Linked DNA regions of Mus musculus: region 2 is linked to region 1. The links are chromatin loops, found by intact Hi-C in ENCODE. Cell type or tissue: left cerebral cortex. All regions are shown on one strand. Each heading gives the region's core, and the rest is flanking DNA. Links, peaks and the distances in the headings are about the cores only.

The links. Peaks named below come from ENCODE experiments on the same cell type or tissue, not always from the same donor. Only the 100,000 strongest peaks of a DNase experiment are listed, where the experiment ranks them.
Region 2: a loop joins it to region 1, with 8 times the contacts of the local background. A loop is called at or near these places in 4 of 42 quality-filtered maps.

Annotation. Positions count from the first base shown.
Region 1 is chr5:34,283,453-34,291,775 of GRCm38, forward strand. It overlaps Zfyve28 (zinc finger, FYVE domain containing 28), which reads right to left and starts at 4,872. Exons shown (of 13, transcript NM_001015039.1): 1 at 4,647-4,872. The coding sequence starts at 4,685. Cfap99 (cilia and flagella associated protein 99) reads left to right here and starts at 5,213. Exons shown (of 16, transcript NM_001370805.1): 1 at 5,213-5,308. In left cerebral cortex, for the core only: a CTCF peak has its summit at 5,011; DNase peaks (open chromatin) are centred at 3,207, 3,531, 3,903, 4,501 and 1 more place; H3K4me3 peaks cover 3,213 bases; H3K27ac peaks cover 2,376 bases.
Region 2 is chr5:33,993,549-34,001,871 of GRCm38, forward strand. It overlaps Nat8l (N-acetyltransferase 8-like), which reads left to right and starts at 2,436. Exons shown (of 3, transcript NM_001001985.3): 1 at 2,436-3,662; 2 at 4,821-4,985; 3 at 7,232-8,323. The coding sequence starts at 3,296. The coding sequence ends at 7,599. In left cerebral cortex, for the core only: CTCF peaks have their summits at 1,283 (motif pointing right), 3,658 and 3,859; DNase peaks (open chromatin) are centred at 1,283, 1,943, 2,462, 3,017 and 6 more places; H3K4me3 peaks cover 4,336 bases; H3K27ac peaks cover 3,043 bases.

The sequences.
Region 1 (8,323 bases), core at 197-8,196:
CCCAACTCCAGACTTGCCTCCACCTACCCCTGCGCTTCCAGGTAACACACGGGTTGGCTATTAGTCAAGAAGCATGGGGTGGGGTGGGACATGTAAGGAGATAGCTGGTGAATGGAAGGCAGCCAATAGGATGGTCTGTGGTAGGGTGGGCTGTGAAGAGTAAGAACTTGAAAGGTTCCTGACTGTGGATCTGGACCCTGACCAACTAAGGCGACAGAATACGGTGGTAGGTAAAGAGTTTGTTGTGCAACCGTGAAGTCCTGAGTTTGGTTTCCCAGCACCACATAACAGTCAGGTACAGCACTGGACATCTGGAACTGCACTGCTGGGAAGTGGGGGCCAAGAGGGTTCCCACGGCTCTTCAGACAGAAAGTCTAGTCAAAACATTGAGTCCAGGTTCACTGAGATATGAATCTCAAAAAAACACAGCAGAAAGCAATCAAAGAAGGTGTTCAAGGTCAATGTTTGACCCAAACACACACACACACAAATTAATTAATTAATCAATTAATTAATAGAAAAGGACTGGCAAGATGGCTCAGTGTAAAAAGGTCCTTGCCACTAATCCTGAAGACCTAATTTCTATCTGTGTATGTCCATGGAGAAAGGAGAGAACCAAGGCCTGAAAGTTGTCCTTTGACCTCCATGTGTGCACCTTGACAAGCACAGACCCCTGCACAATAAACAAACAAACAAACAAACAAATAAAAATTTAAAAGAACTGTTAGAGAAAAGACACCCAGTGAGTCTCACTGGCTTCCCCTGGTGAGGTCCATCTCATCTGTAACCTGAACCCTAAATGTTTGCAAACAGCATCTCCACTTCTCACAGTGAAGGACTGCTAGGAGACTCCACAGCAAAGGAGCGGCATGCAGGTCAATAGCCACGCCCCTGGTAGTGGTTTGGAGCTGAGACAAGAAGGCTCTTTGTGGGGCGCATGTGCAGAAACTAGACACCACAGCCACCATTCCCATACCCCTGACAAGCAGTAGTACCTGCCAGTCAATTCCTCCTTAAAGATAGAAAGTACAAATGCATCCTTCATGTGCATCAATAGGCTCACCCAGGGCAGCCAGGAATTGCAGCTTAGGCAGGGTCTTAGCCTAGAGTTCTTATCCTCTTAGGCCAACTTCCTCCCTTGGTAACCAGCAATGTCACCCAGGTCAGTCAGAGAAGGTCACCACCTGCCTGGACTTTCTAACACAAACATCCTTTCTGAGAAAGTCTTTGCCTGCACTCTCTAAGCAATATGGACAGCTCAGCCTCTGAGCCTTCACCACACACCTTTCTCTCACAGACGCCAAACCCAGAATAGCAGGAGTCTAATAGTACTTCATCAAGGAGGGGGGGGAGCTGTTCAAAGGCTGAGTTTAAGAAAATCAATGAAAATATAATGCTTTGACATGTCATTTTAACATAAACTATTATTCACCGGGTATATTTTTCCTCCAACTCAGTTTTTAGTGCTTTGGAAACCAAAATTTTTGTCATTTAGAAAATAATCTAAGCATTTCCCATTGCTTCTCTGAACTGTAGGAATAACAACATTTTTCAAAATATTTCCACCACAAGTTATGAACATGGTCTGTATGTGTTCGGTTTTAAACCATAGCAGCAGTTACATTTAAATGTTGTTTAAATAGTGTATCTAAATAGGAAGTGAAAGGGGATCAAGTCTGAAGCAATCTCCCCAGACAGCCCCCCTCCTCCCCCACACCCCACCTCCACTCCTGCCACCATTTAACTCTTCCAGGCCCAGAATCATTTCAGGACCAACTCTCAATTCACTTGTGCCAAAATATGTTCAAATATAGGAAGGAGAAACATAATCGCTTCATAACTGAAGGGAAAAAAATCTAAGCTTTGGTTTGAAAAATTAAAAACTACTAGGATGACCTACCGCAACCCAAATGCTTCAAACAATCAAGACACCGACATTCAACAATGAATCTCAAACCAGAGATGCCTCACCATTAGACTGGCCACAGGGCATCAGCTCTGGAGACAGTCATGGCCAGAGCAAGATCTCAGACAGAGATATGGCTCAAGTCCAGAGGTCAAGGACAGTAACAGACAGCTTATTGAGAAATGACAATGAGGAAGAGGACAGCTGCAGGGGGGGGGGGTCTAACCTATCTCTTCCCTTCTAAAAAGTACATGGCTTTGGGCTGAATCACCCAAAGTTACCAACTCAGCTCTCCACTTGCCATGGTCTGTACCTAGAAAGCAATCTACTGCTCAACAGGGAACGTTATGGACATGATACTTAACTTTGGGGCACAACAAAGGAAGACCACTGTGAATTAACTGTGAGTGATAACCAATGGTTAAGTAGGCACTGCTCCTTCCTTTCAAACAGTTAAGGAGGGTCACAGAACACACCTTTCCTACTGTAGCACTGCTGGAATGGCACCTGGACGCCCCAGCGCCCCACAAGCATTCTGTCTTAGTCAGGGTTTCTATTCCTGCACAAACATCATGACAAAGAAGCAGTTGGGGAGGAAAGGGTTTATTCAGCTTACACTTCCATACTGCTGTTCATCACCAAGGAAGTCAGGACTGGAACTCAAGCAGGTCAGGAAGCAGGAGCTGATGCAGAGGCCATGGAGGGATGTTCTTTACTGGCTTGCTTCCTCTGGCTTGCTCAGCCTGCTCTCTAGTAGAGCCCAAGACTACCTGCCTAGAGATTGGGGGGGGGGGGGCGCACAAGGGGCCTTTTCCCCTTGATCACTAATTGAGAAAATGCCTTACAGCCTTACAGTTGGATCTCATGGAGGCATTTCCTCAACTGAAGTCCTTTCTCTGTGATAATTCCAGCTATGTCAAGTTGACACAAAACTAGCCGGTACACATTCTGAGAAGCATTCTGAGAGACAGGGACGTAGCTCGGGCATGCAAACACTCCCACCTGCTCCCCTGACATTTGTTATTGAAAAAGTAAATCCCACCTCTGCAATGACTTTTTCAGTACTGAACTTGTGTTGTTGTTGTTGTTGTTGTTGTTGTCGTTTGGTTTTGTTTTTCTTGTGCTAAAAATTCACTCAATTGGGGCGGGGGGCACTCCTTGTGCAGATAAGCAGAGCAGGAGCTGCTGCAGCCGCTAGCAGACCCACTAACCATCAGCAGGCAGGACTGTGCACATTGAAGGGATTGCAGCAAAGAGAGTGCCAGACGCCTAGGGCGTGGCTAAGGGCAAGCAAGACTCAAACCACACCCATCGCAAGGGTCGCAAGGGTTCCCCACACACAACCCCACCCCCCAGTATATTTGCCCACAACCAGGAAGACAGGAGCACGAGCCGCTGCTGCACCAGCGCACAAGACTCCAGAATACCTTCTGTCCAGTCCGAGGCTGATCAAAGGCAGCCCCATGCTTTGTAAGCCTTCACCCCAACATTCTCTAACCTAAGGAAAAACTTCCCGACCTCGGCAGACAAAAACTGTAACAGATTCAGATCCCTGAAAGTCCCCTAAACCTCAAATGCCAGTCTTCCAAACAGACCAGCTGTCTCTCCAGAATACTCGCCCCACTCCGAGAGACCATTCACAGAGTCTGGGACAGAAACCCTAAATCAAGAAATGTGGCTAGTCACGGCGGGAGAGCGGTCAGTTCCTTGGGTGGGCCAAAGAGAAGGAGGCCTCTGACTTCGGAGATACCAGCACGCAGCCGCTGCACTGCTCCCGCCCTTAGTCTTTGCAGTGACCCCACCCAGGTCGTGACCCTCTGAAGACCTCCAGCGTTGGCGTCCCCAGACTCCGCCAACCCCCAACACGCAGCTTTGGACGCCGCAGCTGCGTCCTGGATCTTCGCTGGATCCTAGCTTTGCATCGCCCAGCTGCGAACAGAGCGCACCGGGTCCGGCTCCGGGCTGCCAGCCCCAGGCAGGCAGCGGGACGCAGCGCCCGCAGTGCGACTGGCACGGCTGCCGGGGCGCGCCGCCTGGACCCGAACTGGCTGGTGAATCGCACCTCCGGCCCACTGAAGCTTCAAGCTCCACGAGCCTCACCCCGCGACTGGGCAGAGGACTGGTCGGAGATCCAAAAGGGTGCAGGCGGCTACCGGAACAGGATAGAGATGAGAACTGGACCAAGATCCAATTACTCCGTTTTGGGATAGAGGACCAGACCGCGGCGTGAGGGACCTCTAAGATACGGGAAGAAAGAGTCTGACCAAAGCCTAAGGTTGGAGAAAGGGGAATGAAACGGTCGGTTCCCAAGTGCGAAGGGAGGGTGGGAGACCCACTATCCTAGGACAGAATAATTGTGTTGCGAAAAGATGAAGGAGCATCAGCGGTGAGGCTAGAGGGAACCAAGAGAAGTAGGGGCTCTGAGCACGCAGGCTGGGACCGCTGGGTGCGAGCTGGAGCCAGCCCATCTAGTATCCAGACGAGGAGAAACATGACAGTACACCCAGGCCCGAAAGAAAGAGCCCCGTCTGGTACTGGAAAAGAGCAGTCAATGCGCGCCAGGTACATGGTCTGTCCAAGTCGCGGAATGCAGGGAAAGGGCATCCCATGAACTGGAGAAAGAAATTCATACAGGGCCAAGGAAACGAGGTCTATCTATCAAGGAGGGACCTGCAGGATAAGGGATCTGGAGGGGGGAAAGCGCGACGCCGGGACATGGTCCGCAGCTGGAGCCGCTCACCTTGGGTTTGTACAGCCACTTTCGGAATCTGTTCATCATCGCCGCGCCGGCCCGAGCCACGCTCCGGGCGGCCCTCGCCCTCTGCAGCGCTGCGCCCGGGTCCGGCTGCGGCGCGGGGTGGACACGCAGGCAGGGCCGGGACCTGCTTGAGCAAGCAGATCGTGTGCGCGGCGCCTAGCGCCGAGCAGCTGGCTGCAGGTGCGCGGGGCAGGTGCGCGGCCGGAAGGATGCTCAGCAAGCGGCGCGCGGCCGACCCAAACCCGCGAGCGGGCGGGCGCGCGGAAAGGCGCGGGCACAGGGCGCGCGGTGCTTCACGGCTTAAGAGCACCCAGCGCCTCCGCCGGTCACGACCGCACATGCGCCGGAGGCGCCGCACGCCCCCGGCCCGCTGCAAGTGGTGGATGGGGCGAGCCCGGCGAGGCCGCCAATCCCCGCCCAACGCCACGCCGTACCCCACCCGGGACGCGCACCAAGGGAGGGAGGCTCAGGACTACAGGTCCCGGCGCCCACCGCGGGCAGGGCCTGCGCGGCGTTGCTAGGTGACGGCGCCCAAACGATGCCTAGGCGATCTGCGGGTACCGGAGCTGGCCAGTGAACGCTCCCGCCCGCGGCGCCTGGACAGACTACGAGGTTAAAGCCAAGGAAGGCCAAGAGGCCCGCAGGTAGGCAGGCAGGTTAAGGTGAGGGGCCGCCACAGGGAGCCAGGCACAGCCCATCCTCTTCTCCCTAACTCGTTTTCTCCAGTTCTCCAATCTTTGCCTATTTTCTGGCCTTAGCGAGCTACCTTTGCGCTTTTCTTCCCACCTCCAAAAATAAAAGTAGGGTGTTTTCCACCACCTCCAATCAATCTCTCTCTCTCCCTCCCTCTCCCTCCCTCCCTCCCTCCCTCCCTCCCTCCCTCTCTCCCTCTCTCCCTCTCTCCCTCTCTCTCTCTCTCTGTTAACAGGTGACCCAGATGACTACCTCTTAATACAGTGTGTGTACCCTAGCAGTTCCTGCATCTTCCCTTAGCCCCTCAGCCCTGGACCTGCTTTGTAGCTCCCTTCTTACTCCTTGGAAGCTGCTCTCCACCCATTTCTATGTAGTTCCAGGCAGCTACGTGGTTTTAAAAACATTTTTTCCCTCCAGCCTAAATGCTTGAATTCAGATGTTTGCCTGTTCTTCACTATTTGTACAACTAACAGATCACCTTAGAGTCAACATGTCCACAACTGTATACTCTCTCAGTCATAAAAACTGCTTGTGGGGCTGGGAAGATAGCTCAATCAGTGACGTGTTTGCCTAATTAGTGGAAGAAGGTTCAGCATGCCAGAACTCACTGGAAAAACAAAAACAAAAACAAAAACCCTAGGCATGGACTGGAGAGATAGCACGGTGATTAAGAGCAGTGGGTGCTCTTGGCAAGGCCCCAGATTCAGTCACCAGCACCTCCATGGCTGCTCACAACTTTCTGTAACTCCACCTCCAAATAATCAAACCCCTCTTCTGGACTTCATGGGCCCTGCATGCATGTGATGCACATACATACATGCAGGCAAATACACATAAACATAAGAAATAAATATATTTTTGTAAAAAAGGCCAGGCATTATGACATTTACAATCGCTGCACTTCAGAGGCTAAGAAGATGGACCCACGGGGTTCACTAGTCAATGTAGCCTATTGCCTAGTTGGTGAGCACCACAATAATGGGAAACTCTGCCCAAAACACAAGGTGGAGCTGGGCGTGGCGGCGCACGCCTTTAATCCCAGCACTTGGGAGGCAGAGGCAGGCAGATTTCTGAGTTTGAGGCCATCCTGGTCTACAAAGTGAGTTCCAGGACAGCCAGGGCTACACTACGGTCATTTTCTGGCCGCCCCATGGAAGTGCACACACTTACATATGCACCCATATATACACGCACATAAAAATAAGTAAAAAAATTTTAAAAGAAAACTAAAAGCAGCTCTTCCCAAAGCCATCATCTTCTCCAAGTGAAGACGTTGAGCAGACACATGAATTCATGTCCAGTAGTAAGTAGATTAATAAATTATCTGGTGTCTGTTCACCCTTGGCCAACTCCAAAGCCTGGGGCTATTACTGTGCAGAAGCTGTTTCTATGCTTCATATTGGAAGTTGTGCCCAAGATAAAGGCTGAGCCCAAGGAGGTAGGTATATCAGGATCAGGCTTAACTATAGGCAGAAAGATCCCAGCATGACAGATTTGTTCACATTCAAGAGATGTGTGCAGGGCTGGTGAGATGGCTCAGCGGGTAAGAGCACTGACTACTCTTTTGAAGGTTCTGAGTTCAAAACCCAACAACCACATGGTGGCTCACAACCACCCGTAATGAGATCTGATGCCCTCTTCTGGTGTGTCTGAAGTCAGCTACAGTGTACTTACATATAAATCTTTAAAAAAGAGAGAGAGATGTGTGCAGAGGTAATTCTGGACATGCAACAGGAACCAGCTTTCTGGCTACCATCCTTGACCTGTTTACTGAGGATTCAGGATGGCTGCACTGGTTCTAGCCATCGCCTCCTAAGCCCATGAACCTACTGGAAAAGAGAAGAAAGAGATGTCCTACACTTCAGGCTAATGCTCCCACAGTTTATTCTCTAGTACTTCTGAGAGATGGAAGAACTTGTACACACGACCATAGCCAGCTTTCAAGGAGGCTGAGAAATGTCACTGACCGGTTGGGTAACAATAGGCCCAAGTGAGAGTCAGGCTTTGTAGTTCAGGAGGGAAGAGAAAGCTGCAAGGAGTGGCTTCATAGCCTGTTGTAGAAATTTTTAATTCCAACCTGGGGTTTCTACACAGTCTTTGACCATTTAGTTCATGGATAAAAGACACAACCTTTATATTTACAATAAGCCTTAAACAGCACAACAGCTGAGCAGATACCTACCTTATATGCAATTAGAATCTACTTTCCTATTGATAACCCCAAATTATTACTTACTACTTACTATGTTTCATCTGGGCTGCTCTTAACTTCAATTGGCCAGCCCTCGAGGCCAGCTCATCTAAACCTATGGTGGCTTCTCCTTCCTCCTGCACCTTCTTCTTCTCATGGTTCTTCTCCAATCCCAAGCCCAGAAAATCTAAACCCCACCGATGTCTCTTCTGCTCAGCTATTAGCTATTGGCATCTTTATATACCAATCAGAAATAGCCTGGGGGCAGGGTCACTTAGGTCTATGTGCAGACTCCTGGTCTTTCCCCTCCCCCAACACTTAACATTGTGATACACAGTAAAAGACAAAACCTCAACAGTAGCCGCCACACTTAGCAGAGCAGCTTTAGTTGTGGGGAAAGAGGGTGCTTTCACTAACATATGTTTGATATGGCCTAAGCTGTTGAAGTGGATTGCATCTGATAGAAACGAACCCTCCTTGCTTGCTTCAGCCTGCCTTCCAGGTTACCTCAAGGGCCAGACCATTGAGCCCTGATTCGAGAATGGAGTTAAAGAGCCATATTTAAAGGTAATCAATCCACTTAGGAGTTAGATCTCAATTCTCACCCGCAAACTAAATAATACTGAGATACTTGAGATGTGGCTCAGTATTGGACCAATTACCCAGTGTAGGAGATGCTGTGGGTTCTGTCTCTTGCACTAAAAGCAAGTAAACAGACAATTATTTTAAGTAAAGCTGAGTCTGGCTGTGGATATGTGGGCCTGTGATCCCAGCA
Region 2 (8,323 bases), core at 121-8,120, 290 kb before region 1:
GGCTGCAACCATAGCCAAACTGATTGTATGAGGGTCTAATTTCTGTACAAAGACAAATATATCTATAAGTCTGCCTTGCTTTGTATGGCTGGATGGCCGAAATGAGCTGCATTAGCACTCTCATAAGATGATTACTCTTGTAATAATCTTAATTAACAATATATGGGTGAGTTAAAAATCTTAAGCTTGTGATCAAACTGCAAGCTGCAGTCAATGGAACACTGGCAATTTTAACCATAATTTTTAAGTTTCTTTTGCAACGTTAGAATAATATCTACAACTTTGAAAAAGCAAAATCCAATTTTAAAACAATTTATTCTCTTTAAAATCAATACTAGAAACATCACTTTCACATTATGAAGTTTGGCTGCCAATCTGTATATGAATGCATGACAGTGCAAAATTTAATGCTTTATTAAAGAGACATTGTTCTGAATCATATCGCTCATAAGTCTAGTTTCTAGGATAAGAATTACATAAAATATTATCTCAATTAGAAGTATCTCAATTAGAATGCCTGAGCTTGTCTGGAGGCATCTCTCTCTCTCTCTCTCTGTCTCTGTCTCTGTCTCTGTCTCTCTCTCTCTTCCCTTTCTTTCTTTCAAACTCAGAGGGAGTTGAGTCTGGACCTCCAGAAGTTCTGGCCTGGAAATATTATTGCAGAATTCCCATTTTGGTGGCACCTCTTCGCGGCTTTTGAGCCTGTTTCTCTTCTCTGTGCTTTGGGCTCTCCTGCTCTCTTAAAGGCTCCTGTCCTCCCCCAGTCCCCAGTGGTTTATAGCTTTCAGCATCGAGCCCAGGGCCATCTCCCAGGACTACCTTGGCTGTGGATATTCCCACTACCCACTCCTTTTTCTCTACATTTTCAGTATGGGGTTCTTCTTCCCCAAACAGACCCTGGGGCAGCCATGCCAGGCAAGGATAAGTCCTCTTTACCCAACATCCTTAAAGAACACACCGTGGTTGGAGGGCTGCCCTATTAAGGAAGCATTCCTAACCCATGAATGTTCAGGTGTAGGGTCCAGGGCACCCGTCCCCACTCTGTCTCTGAAATCTTGATAGACGTCTTTACCCCTGCCAGGCTGTAGGCAGGCACTTCTAGGCTCCTGGAAGGTGCATTCAGCTGCAGGATGTGAGGAAGCCAAGCTGGGTCTCCTGAGTCTTCCTACACACCCAGGCAGAGGAGTGTGTAAGCCATCGTGGGGAGCTCGGGAGAGGTAGAGTGGCTCTAGGCTGCTGCTTTATTAAAGAGGACCTTGATGCCACCCAGGAATGGCCTAAGGGAGAACGGCAGAGGGCGCCCCACGACAGGAAGGAGGAACAGGGCTAAACAGGGCCATGGATTGTCCTGCTGTCTGCGCAACTCCTAGGGTAGTATCTTTAAGTCTCCAAGACCCTGGGCTCCAGTCTTGGCCCCTTCACGCTTTCAGACGGTTCCGATGTGTTGGTTATAGCGCAGGCCACCATCATGGCCATGGGGGCGGGGGCGGGGTGGGCAAATGATTATAGGAGGACCGGGGCAATGGAAGGAATGGTTAGGCAGACCAGGGAATGGGTGCTCTGCAGAACTGAGGGGGATTCTGGTCGCGCTGATGTGAGTCTTGCAAATCCCCTAGGCCCGGAGGTGCAGAAAGACGAAGGAGCAACTCTGGTCAGGGGTGTGGAGAGATACCCTATAGGCACCGGACCATTTTGTTGCTTCTAAGGCTTACAGGCTTCAGTGACCCGCAAACCTAGGGTCCTGAGTCAGAACTTCTTGGCTCCACCAGATGGGTCCTCAATGCTCAGCCTCACTTTCCTCGGGGCCCTTCTGCCTGACTGTCCTCAGCCCTTACAGGCCGGCACTGGTCCTGCAGACCACCCAGCCAACCTCGGGACTCAGGAGAAGTCAATGTGGCTAGTCGGTGCCCCGGCCTGTTCAGATACTATCAGTGAGTTCCTTTGAAATATTGAGAGATTTAGCATCAGTGTCCAGGAAGGTCGCCTCTGGGACCCAGATAAGTCCCACTCCCCCGCCCCCGTGTCTCGAAAACAGTGAGGAAAATCCTCTCTAGCCTGACCCTCTCCTTCTCAGTCCCCTTGTGCTGACAACCCTGGCTGTTTGATTACCCTACTCCCAGGTTCCATTTGCGAGACAGGCCCCTTCAGTCTCTAGGTGACCTTAGCCGTTCTGCTGGCTCCAACAATGGTGCGGCATAACGCAGACTGAGGGTCCTCCGGCCCGGAGAGGGTCTCCGCGAGCACGAGGATGATTCGGCTTTGGGGGTGCCCATTCCCGTGACCTAGGAAAGTGGATATGCCACTACGCATTCCCCACTCCATGCGCGCCCTGTCTGCTGCGTCTGCACGTCTTGCTCCGGGGGACTGTGAGACCGCGGCTCTGAAGCGAGCCCCCGCTGCACCTGCACCAAGGCCACGGGGCGCATGCGCGGACCGCGGAAGGCGGGGGCCGAGCCGGGAGGGGTCCTGCAATTCCGCAGGTCCGCTGCCGGGAACGGTCGGGTGTCAGATTGGAGTGGGGTGGGGTTCGGCTGTCAGGCAGCGCGTGCATCAAACCACATTTCAGCCGCGTCCTCACTCTCTCAGTCCGTTCGGCCCCGGCCGCGGGCTCGGAGGGCGCCTGCCAAAGGAACACGGGGCCCCTCACGAGGACTTCGGCCGGGCGCCGCGTACAGACAAAGGGGTGGGAGATGGAGACACTTCCGTGATTACTGCCAGCGGCCGCGGAAGAAGAGGACGCTTTGCTGCAGGAACGCAGGTCCGAGCGCAGCGGCAGCTTTGCGGGAGCTCAGGGGCGGGGTAGGAGGCGTCCATCACTCTCCGACCTCCTGGCGAGCCTCAAGCCCCTTACGCAGCGCCTCTCTGAGCACCCTGTCCCTGCTGTCGTTCACTGAGGACCACTTCCTCGCACGCTCTCCGTTCGGCCCCTCCGTGCTCCCGCGGTCCGCCAGCCACGCAGCCCAAGTGTGCCATCGGGCGGGCGCAGAGGCGGCGTCTGCTCCCACCCCCGAGATCACATGGTGACCCTCGGCAGCCAATGCAGTGGACGCTAGGACCCTGCGGGACCCCGGGCGCCGCGACTGCACCGGCGCCGCTGCATTATAAATACTTCTCCAAAATGCGGCGCAGCTCCCTGCGCGCGCCCCGGCCGCCCGCCGCCTCCGCCCTGCGCCCCTGAGCCGCTGCCGCCGCCGCTGCCGCCGCGGGTCCGAGGGCGCCGCGCCCTTGCCCTGGGCTCGGGCTCTGCCCGCTGCCGCCGGCTCGCGTCCTCGCGCTGCGCCGCCCGGCCGGGTGCATGCATTGTGGGCCTCCCGACATGGTCTGCGAGACGAAGATCGTGGCTACGGAGGACCATGAGGCACTGCCGGGGGCCAAGAAGGACGCGCTGCTCGTCGCCGCCGGAGCCATGTGGCCCCCGCTGCCCGCCGCGCCCGGGCCGGCCGCCGCACCCCCACCCGCGGCAGGTCCCCAGCCCCACGGAGGCACCGGGGGCGCGGGGCCGCCGGAGGGGCGCGGCGTGTGCATCCGCGAGTTCCGCGCAGCCGAGCAGGAGGCGGCGCGCCGCATCTTCTACGACGGCATCTTGGAGCGCATCCCCAACACGGCTTTCCGCGGCCTGCGGCAGCACCCGCGCACCCAACTGCTCTACGCCCTGCTGGCCGGTCAGTGCGCCGCGGGGGGCGGGGGGCCGGCGGGGCTGCGGCAGTCCCGCACCGGCCCGGCTCCAGCGGGTCCAGCGGACCCCTCCGGGGACCGTCGCGCTTGACTCTCTTTGCCTTCCTTCTGGGTTCCCATCTCGGAGCCCCGGTGCCGCGTCGGTACGCTGGACCGGTTGGGAGGAGACCCGCTTGCACCAGCGGCGCAGCGCTCCGGGCTTTCGGCCAAGGCTCCTGGGCCGGGCGTGGGAACCAGCGCGGGCTGAGTGCAGGGCGCTGCGGACTGGGAAACACAGGGTTGGCAACTCAGTCCGCGGCGCCCGTTCTTTCCGTCGCGGGGCATCCCGGGTGGGGGCGGCGTGACAGGGCAGGTAGCGCTGCAGCTGCGGCCCGGCGCGACAACTATATATATAATCTTTGGGCGGGGGAGGCCGCCTGAGGCTCAAGTGCTAATTTATGACGGGAAGACAGCCAGCTCCGCGGGGAGCCAGGGAGACTGTTCGCCAGAGCCAGGGATACAGGGAGGATACCCTCTGCTGTCTGAAGCACACCCCCTCCCATTCCATGCCATCCCATTCTGCAGATGAGGAGCTTGAGGCGACTCACCCAAGGTCATTCGGAGGAGACAACTTTTGCTCTTGTGCGTTTTTTTCCTCCTCCACAGCACAAATGAAGTTGGAAACGGTGTGGTGCTTGTCGCCCGACTCTGACAGCCTAGTGGGCTCTGAAGCTGCCCAGGGAGGGCTCTAGTTGGGTGCCTTCTCAGCCCGGCGCAGGATGACCTGCTTGCATAGGCAGTGTCCTGGTGTCTCTGTCCAGCTCTTTGACTTAGCACCAGGCTAGGTGGAGTAGGCAAGAGACCCTTTGGAAACTGGGGGAACCAAGGGCTGACCAGCACTGGTCTGGCCTAGGCTGTATTGTGGACCTTTGTTTCAGGTTGTGAAGGTAGCAGGTGTTTACGCCAGAGAGCTTGGAAATGAGGAAGCGTAGAGAGGGACTGCGGCCATGACTCCTACACAGAGAAACAGTCCCTGGTGGGGAGCACCCCTAAGCACTGATTTACCAAGGTGGTTTGGACTCCGGGTGCCGTGGGACCTACCCATGTCCAGCCTGGCCGCGTGCCTCTCTGCACCTGCCACCTCACCTGTGCCCCCTTGCCTGCAGCCCTCTGTTTTGCTGTGACCCGCTCACTGCTGCTGACATGCCTGGTGCCGGCCGGGCTCCTGGCCCTGCGCTACTACTACAGCCGCAAGGTGATTCTGGCCTACCTGGAGTGTGCGCTGCACACGGACATGGCTGACATTGAGCAGTACTACATGAAGCCACCTGGTGAGTTCTGGAATTCTCCAACTCTGCCTACTCCCTCCCTCTTCCCCTTCAGGCACAAGAGGGCCTAAGCTGTGGGATCCTGGTGTTCTGAGTCTTCTGAATGACTGAGGCTTCTAGCTAAGGGTGGCGTGTCAGCAGGGGAGAGCCAGAAAGAAGTCCTTCCCTTGGTGGCCTGGCTCCACTGTGTCCTCTGTTGGACACCTTTTCTTGCTACCTGCCGTTTGTTTGTCTGTTATGGGGTGAAGTCCTGGCTGGATCTTGAGCCAGCCGAGAGTGCTCAGGGTGGAGGAATCCTGGGTGACACAGGAGATGTCCCAGGGAGCAGAAGATTGAGCAGGAGCCCAGGCCTTACCCGGTCTCCTGACTAGAGTAGTGAACCACAAGGTATTATCCCAGACCCCAAGGCTTTCTGTAGAATGAGGGTCTGGGACTCTGGTCTCCAGGAGCTGGAGACTGGTTGGTCTCTCTGAGGCAGGCCATGAAGCAGGCTGGGTTGTGGGAGCCAGAGGAGAGACATTTTAAGGTGTGAGGGGATGACACAGGGGGCTGGCCAGAAAGAACCAGGTCTATTTCAAGGAAGGGCAGCCTTCTTAGCCTTGCCAGCTATAGTTTTCTGCCAGCTTCTCCCCAGCCATCCCATCTTGTACCCCAATGCCCTGTTTAGCTGGCCTTGGTGCCTGCTGTTTTCCTTGGCCCTTACCCACATTCAAATACAGCTTCCTGTCCTCTGCAGGGTCCTCTACCTACCTGCCTCTGCTTGGGAAGAGAAGGTGGGAAATGGCTGAAGCGGGTTTCGGTAGATAGCTTGAGTAGATAGATGGGTGTGGTCAGAAGTTCCTGTCATGTGCCCTCAGGGGTTAGAGTGTGGCAGCTCTTGCTAATCCTTGGACATCTGCTGGGTTTATAGGGTTAACCCAGCCTCTACTGGACAATGAGCCTGACACCAGGCTAGCCAGCCCCTACAAGAAGGGAGAGAGCGAGAACAAGGAGTTTGGATGGGAGGAATTCTGACGGGCACGGGACACAGGGAATCCAGTCACCTTCATGAACTAAAAGAGCCAGAGCTGGACATCAGCCAACTGGGCTGTGTAGATTTATGGGAGTTCTTATGCAAGTGGGGAAACAAGACCTGGGAAGAGTGACAACTAGGTGCTAGAGGCTGTCTTGACCTCTGGTCTGGTTGTGTGGCTGGGTGTGGGGCAGCTGGTCAGAGAGCATATGGGCATATGGGGTTGGGAAAGTCCTAGAGGCTCTGGGACCAGGGCCCTCCATGAGTTGGCAACTTTCTCTGCTACGCTGGTGAAGGGTGGGCAGGCAGCACCCTCAGCAGTAGAGCAGAGTCTGCCCTGAAGGCACCGGCTTCCCCAGAGGTAAGAAGTGTAGGGAGGAGTGCTTCCTCCTGCTGGGTTAGGGCAGATGCAGGTGCAGAGCTTTTGGCATAAGCCCTCTGAAGGAGGCTGGAGGTGGAGTGGGTAAGGCCAAGGGAGGCCAGATCTCCCACAGCAAGTCACTCTCTTGGCTTGGCCAGACGCTCTCTCCCCCCTACCATCCTTTAGCCTTCATCTTTCAGAAAGGTCTCAGGGTGTCCCCTTGACCATGTACCTCTAGTTCAGGAAGGTGACTGGATTCCCTGTGTCCCATGCCCGTCAGAATTCCTCCCATCCAAACTCCTTGTTCTCGCCCCCTCCCTTCTTGTAAGGGCTGGCTAGCCTGGTGTCAGGGTTACTGGGTTTGGGGTGTGTGTGGCTGTCTGTGGTCCCTCGCTGGGTCAGAAAACATTCTTCTGGGTTCTCATTCAGTTATATCCCTGCAAAGATACTGGGGGAGGAGTATGGCAGACCAAGGGCTGGGATTCAGAGTATGTCAGCAAGACATGCTCTGCCCTGTGGCCCTAGCTGTGGTTGTCTGTGGGTTTTCCTGTGGTCTGGGGGTAGGAATTTGCTTTGTCAAGGGCTGTGCAGCTCCTAGGCACCTCCAACTACTATTCTGGCCAGGACAATAGAGACTTGGGCTGGAGCTGATTGTGTCTGCTTGTGAGGTGGGATCCTGTCATGCAAAGTTGGGCAGGTTTGCCCGGACTGAGGCTTATGGAGTGTCTCGTGGCCTCCCCTGGTGTCCAAAAGAGCTGAAAGGTGAGGATTGAGCATCATTGTGATACCCTGACTTGGCACTCAGCTGGAATGGGCAGCTCGAAAGTCTCTTCAGTCTTCCATGCAGAATATCCCTGATTGTCATGTCCTTCCTAGGTTCCTGTTTCTGGGTGGCTGTGCTGGACGGCAACGTTGTGGGCATCGTGGCCGCACGGGCCCATGAGGAGGACAACACAGTGGAGCTGCTCCGCATGTCCGTGGACTCGCGTTTCCGCGGAAAAGGCATCGCCAAGGCTCTGGGCAGGAGGGTGTTGGAGTTTGCCATGCTGCACAACTACTCTGCAGTGGTACTGGGCACCACAGCCGTTAAGGTGGCCGCCCACAAGCTCTATGAGTCACTGGGCTTCAGACACATGGGCGCGAGTGATCACTACGTGCTGCCTGGCATGACCCTCTCGCTGGCCGAGCGCCTCTTCTTCCAGGTCCGCTACCACCGCTACCGCCTGCAGCTGCGCGAGGAGTGACCACCACCACCTGCCCACCACCCTGTCTGCCCCCGTCCACCTCTGCCCTCTTGCTCACTGCCTAGTGCGGCCCTGCTTTCCAATGCTCACCTTGGCATTTGTTTGGGTTTTCCTTTTTCAGCATCATGCTGGTTCATCACCTGGCTGGTTCTGGGGCCACAGGGTCCCAGTCCAGAGTGCTCATCTGCAACACTCTGGTGGGGTGGATTGTCTGCAGCCATGGCCCTTGCCTCCCCAGCCCATCAGAGTGGCTCATCATGCCTTGAAGAGCAGCATTGTGGACCATCTGAACTATCCACAAAGCTGCCCAGCCTGCCTCCATCAGGGAAGGACTAGCCTTGCCCATCAAGCACAGAACCTCTACAACAACCCCCCCCCCCCCAAGGAGCAGAACCCTGGCCCCCAGCCAGGCTAAGGCTCAACTATTGGCCTCTGGAAGAGTGGTCTGCTGGGCTGGCCAGCCACTGCCCCATGGGAGGCTGAGCTGGTCCCAGGCCCTGCTTTGCCCTGTGCATGCTAAGGACATGGCCTGGCTGCAGCATGCCGCATGCCACAGCCCCCTGCCCCACTATCCTGCCCAGCCTGGACCTCAGGCCTGAGCTGGTGAGCTCCCTTGTCCTGTCCTGAGCTGGCCTCTGGAGGGCCTACCTGCCTGACCCTGTCTACTCTCTGGTGAGGCCTGGCCTGGCCTAACCTGGCTCTATCCACTCCTGCTTTGCTTCGA